2 separate regions of the Homo sapiens genome follow, and region 2 is linked to region 1. The links are chromatin loops, found by intact Hi-C in ENCODE. Cell type or tissue: Caco-2. All regions are shown on one strand. Links, peaks and the distances in the headings refer to the core of each region. The heading gives the core; the rest is flanking DNA.

The links. Hi-C counts contacts between places; a loop is a spot of excess contacts. Peaks named below come from ENCODE experiments on the same cell type or tissue, not always from the same donor. Only the 100,000 strongest peaks of a DNase experiment are listed, where the experiment ranks them.
Region 2: a loop joins it to region 1, with 13 times the contacts of the local background. A loop is called at or near these places in 3 of 110 quality-filtered maps.

What each region holds. Positions count from the first base shown.
Region 1 is chr7:145,014,870-145,017,793 of GRCh38, forward strand. No RefSeq gene overlaps it. Among named protein-coding and RNA genes, the nearest start is that of TPK1, 180 kb to the left of the region's middle. In Caco-2, for the core only: no CTCF peak of the experiment used is centred there; a DNase peak (open chromatin) is centred at 1,392; H3K4me3 peaks cover 238 bases.
Region 2 is chr7:144,853,336-144,856,259 of GRCh38, forward strand. No RefSeq gene overlaps it. Among named protein-coding and RNA genes, the nearest start is that of TPK1, 19 kb to the left of the region's middle. In Caco-2, for the core only: a CTCF peak has its summit at 1,691 (motif pointing right); no DNase peak of the experiment used is centred there.

The DNA.
Region 1 (2,924 bases), core at 309-2,808:
GCAAAGACCCATAAGGCTTGATGTGGTGACATGGTGACTCTGAACTCTTCCATCTGATAATCCTTGGTATCCTTAACCTGAATTGTTATGTTCCTGGCATGTGTAGACAGGGCATTGAAATAAATGTTTTCAGAGAAAAAAGCTTGGTTCATTAATTACATGGAAGTGCTGGCCCTGAAACTGAATGTTGGGTTCTAGTCAAGCACAATGTACAGAAATAGGTCAAATGACTCTAGTGAGTTGAAGGGTACATGCATTTTTATATCTACAGAGGTGAAAAAAAAACCACACAGGTTTTCCATCATTCATGGTCTCTGCGGACTTAATCTTCAAGCTTTGAAATATCTTGTTCTCCTTCAGTATCTGTATAAAAGCACCCATTTAAAAAATGAAATAGCTTTTCAGTTTACTCTACTATTATCTTAATTGTTGGAACTTGGAGTTTTTCCTTGGAGGTCAGCTTTGGTGAACTTGGTCCACTGCTGTGTCCTGGCCAGACTTTGCATCTTTACCAGCTATTGAAGTGCTATTCCCAGGTGGGAAGGAATCATGGCAACTCCTCAGCAGTCTGCAGTAATCCAGCTCCCAGAGCAGCCAAGTCATTGCTCTACCAGCCATGAGAATAGCATTCCAGAATTACCTTTATTCCCAGCTTTTCCATGGTCGACACCTGGCTCAGTTACTAATAGGAAGAATCTGACTGAACGTTCCAGGGCCCAGGTGAATTTTTTTTTTTTTTTTTTAAGAGCAGAAGAAGCTGAAATATATGAAAGCAGCCAAATAACAGTAAGATCCTGGTCTCTAATATATTTTACTCCATTCCACAGAGTATGATGTGGCAAGATAAGCTTTAGTTTCGCTTCTCCTTTCAGACCCTGTATTCATTCCTTCCTTATGCAAGGAGTACACCTTTGGAATAAGTATGCAAATTTTTTTTTTTTTTTTGAGACAGAGTCTGGATCTGTCACCCAGGCTGGAGTGCAGTGGCGCGATCTCGGCTCACTGCAAGCTCCGCCTCCCGGGTTCACTCCATTCTCCTGCCTCAGCCTCCCGAGTAGGTGGGACTACAGATGTTCGCCACCACACCCGGCTAATTTTTTTTATTTTTAGTACAGACGGGGTTTCACCGTGGTCTCTATCTCCTGACCTCGTGATGCGCTCGCCTCGGCCTCCCAAAGTGCTGGGATTACAGGCGTGAGCAAACTTTTTAATAGAATAATGCAGCTGACTTATGCTGTGAAAGGCAGCCAAGAGAGAAAGGTTTTATATTTTACAATGGCTCTACTCTTAAGTATCTATCCCATCCCATCTAGTGATTCACTGAATTTCCATTGAACAGCAGCAGAGCCTCTTATGTAACTCCTTCAAGTTAGAGCCTGGAGCCCTAGGGTCAAGGACGACCAGTAGAGGAGGCTCAAGGGGCATGAAAGAAAGCGAGGAGAGTATTCAGAGTGAAGTAGCTATTTTTTAGGCATAAAGGGTGCATTTGTAAGGAGTGAAGGAAATATCTGTGCATTCTTGTTACTTTGTGTGCTTCAGTGGCTATCTAGTAGAAATGTATTTGTTCTGATAATGCACTGCACTACGGGTCCTCCCAGACATTTTGGAACTGAAAAAGGAATATACTGCTCTTCTTCCATTACACAATCTCATTCTTGTCTTTGTTTTCAATCTGTGTTTTGCCCCTGCTCTATAGGAATGTTTATGCTCTAAGCTGATTTATTGATAGTTCTTAGATACATCAGAGATTTCTAGTTAATCATTCTTTATGCAAAAGATTCTGTTTTGGAAATTTATAATGTATATTTATTATTGGCAGGTACATGAATTTAACATTTTTATAAATATTGGTAAATTTCTCTCCAAATAGGTAGTACCTATTGAACATAAATGTAATTTAAATTGAATTTACCGTTAAGAGTGCTGATGAGAATACTTCAGTCTTATTGCCATTTAAAAGCTATATGATATCCAACTAAAATGTTTGCTAATCTAGCGGTAATTTTTGTTAATCTGATTCTAGTTTTAATTTGCGTTTCTTTAATGTCATGAGTTTTAGTATTGTTTGAAATGTTTATAAGCTACTTCTGTTTTTCTTTGTGTTTGCCTTTTGTGGTTACATTTTTATGCTCTTTATAGGATTTCCGATTACATTTTTGTTTTTTCTTATTGGTTTGTAAGAGTTTTCTGTATGTTAAAGAAATATATCTTTTATCTGTCATATTGTTACAAATATTTTTTCTTTGGTTGTTTTATCTTTGACTTATGGATATATACCCTAGTAAAAATCTACTAAGATTAATAAGAGAAGATGATAAGCTAGCTGGATAAAGAATAACCTTACAAAACTCATACGTCTTATCTATACTGAAAACAGTTTGTTTGAATTGAAAATGAAAAACAATAAAATGCTGACAAAACTATAAAATACTTTGGAATAAATTTTAAAAGACTGATCAGTATCTCCAAAGAGAAATCTATACATTGTATTAAGGGAAAAAGATCTAAATAAAGTTTCAAGTCATACCATGTTTCAGGATGCAGAACATTTATTTTCTATTTTCAAATAAATATAAACATTTAACAAAGTGCTACTTCACTTTTTTTAAAAAATAGAATATCATGTTTAAAACTAAAATGGATAAATATTAGAAAATGGCTTCCCAAATTATGAAACAATCAAATAGTGTTAGGGTTCTTGGCTTGTCAGATACTAAAGCTGATTACAAAGTCACTAGAATAAAAGAAAGATAATAGCAAAGGAATAGGTAAACAGATTAGTAGAAGAGAACCAGAAATATATCTACTATATGCAGAAATGTGATATGTGACAACTGTTGCATTTCAGTTCATTTATTGAAGCAGATGGTTTCTCTAATAAGCGGTGCTAGCAAAAATGGCTGTTCAATTGAAAAAAATACGAG
Region 2 (2,924 bases), core at 261-2,760, 160 kb before region 1:
TTGGGATGATTATGTACATTTGGGTGTGCTTGTATGTAAGCAAGGGAGAGGAGGAGTAAAAAAAGAACAGTTTTGTTTTAAATTACAGAGAAAAGGTAGTACACTTATTAGTGAATTCACATTCCTTCTCTGCATCAGAACTACTCTTCCCTTGTGAAACTTGATTACCTCTTCCTTGTACACATGTATCCAGCCACACACTGAGTTATTTTAAATGTACCACCTAAAAATTTCTCCAAGTTGTACGCTACTTTCTCCTTATTTCAGAGCTTTAATATACTTCAATGGATTTAGGCAATATTTCCTAAAAACGAAACAAAAATCCCTACATTCTGTCGTGTTCCCTCTTGTCCTACGTGGACTGCATAGGGATCTCTCTTAAACACAAGTCTGATCATGTCATTTCTCGCCTGAAATGATTGAATAGTTTCCAACTACTCTTTGGATAAAGGTGAAAATCCGTAACATGTCCCAAAGACCAGCATGTTCTGTTCTTGACTCATTCTATAGCCTCATATACGACATTTCTTCAGCACACTAACCTTTCAGTTCCTCGGGTGCACCAAGTTCCCTTCCACACACTACTCACTCTGCTTATAATATTTCAGAAAATTACAATTAAATAGGCCGGGCACGGTGGCTCACGCCGGTAATCCCAGCACTTTGGGAGGCTGAGGCAGGCGGATCACAAGGTCAGGAGTTCCAGACCAGCCTGGCAAATATGGCGAAACCCCGTCTCTATTAAAAATACAAAAAAAAAAAAAAAATTAGCCGGGCGTGGTGTCACATGCCTGTAATCCCAGCTACTTGGGAGGCTGAGGCAGGAGAATCACTTGAATTCGGGAGGTGAAGGTTGCAATTAGCCAAGATCGCACCACTGCACTCCAGCCTAGGCGACAGAGTGAGACTCCATCTCAAAAAAACAAGAAAAGAAAAGAAAAGAAAAGAAAATTACGATTAAATTCTTAATCCTATAATATTTTAATTAAATGTCTCCATAAACTGTAAGTTCCAGGAAGGCAGGAACCAGTCTTGTTCCAGTTCTTAAGCAGGTACTTGGGACACAAAATATACTCAATAAATATTTGTTTAAAGAAGGAAAGTTGAAAAGAAGGACATGAAATAGCAAGGGATTTAATTTGAACGAGCTTTTGTTAACGTGAAATTGATCCAACTATAAACTAAGGTAAATAATTGACAATACATTCCATTCTATTTTGATAAGAAAGGAAAATAAATGAACTTGTTTTCTCTCCTCAGTAAAGAAAAAAGACATTTAGAAAGAGGACTTAAGGAATAGAAGTGGAAGTATAAGCATTTTACTACCTTCTTATTTTCACTAATTCACTTATCATGGAATGAATTTTAAAGTTGCAACTTGAGATCCTGAGACAATTTCTTCCTACCACTACCAATACAGCCAGTTCCGCTTAGTATGACTTATTATGTTTTTGGAACATTGTTTTAATAAAGTAGCAACTTTTGGGGGTAGTTTATAATAATAAAGAATTATATAGGTCTAAGTTTTATAAGAGAAAAGAAAGAATTATAACCTCTCATTTTTAGTTTGCCATTGTGCCTTTTTTCCCTTTTTCCCCTAAAGTAGAGTTTTTAATTAGCATTCTGCTTTTCAATTAATAAAAACATTGTGTATATTCAGGCGCCTTATACAAAATTATTGATCCTTACAGTAGAGGGCAGCAGAGGAGCACATCTCAAGACAAAAATCCTGGGATACATCCCAAGTCCCCTTGTTAAGGCTCCCCTTGGAATGATGTGTGGCTAGGTCATTAAGAGGAAGACAAGCAATTTGAGAAGATAGAAGTTGAGAAGCGATAGTGACTATGAGGTGGCTAAATATCTCAAAATTTGGAAAACTCAAAGAATTTTATATGTCTTGATTTTTGAACATATATATTTTATATCTTATTCCCCTGGACAGAAATATGCATGATGTGCATAATATTATTAACGGTAGCAGACCCTGGCTTTTCTTACTTTCTGTCTTTAATGGTTCACCCTTGCTTTTATTGAAAACCCAAAAGTGATGAGTTTTAAATGGGTTTGTGTTTATTACACAGATGAAGGGAGTTTAAGTATAAGCTGTAAACATTTTTGATCCTTCTAAAGATCATACTTAGGAATTAATTTCTATGTTTTGTCATCTAATATTTTTCTTGTTTGCTTGAGTGAACTAGGAAGGTTACTGAACTTAGAGAAAGAAATATATTCTGTGGCATTGTATACCTTGGACTATGAGACACGGCAAATCACAGAGGCAAAGCACATGCCAAATGACTCCAAAGATACTTCTGTTGACTGAGAAGCAGTGCAATGCAGTGTTCAGCTACGACGAGGCTATCAAATGAGAATATGTAGGTTTCATGGAATTTATATAAAGCCCTAAAGTCGGTAAAGCTTGAGAGATGGAGCTATCATTTATTTTTTAGCTTCCCTGTCACAGGAGGAATTAGAAGTTGAAAGGAAAGCAAGTGCGATGTTCTGGTTTATATACTTGGTTGTACTTTTAGGCCAATCACACAGAGTCACTTTATTTATTTATTTATTTATTTTGAGACAGAATCTGGCTCTGTCACCCAGGCTGGAGTACAGTGGCACGATCTCGGCTCCCTGCAACCTCTGTCTCCCAGGTTCAAGCAATTCTCCTGCCCTCCTGCCTCAGCCTCCCTAGTAGCTGGGATTACAGGTGCCCACCACCATACCCGGCTAATTTTTGTATTTTTAGTAGAGATGGGATTTCACCATGTTGGCCAGAGTGGTCTTGAACTCCTGACCTCGTGGTCTGCCCTCTTCGACTTCCCAAAGTGCTGGGATTACAGGTGTGAGCCACTGCACCTGGCTGAGAGTCACTGTTAAAAGGGAAATATGCCCCCTTATTTACGGGAAAATCTGTTCAAGAGTGG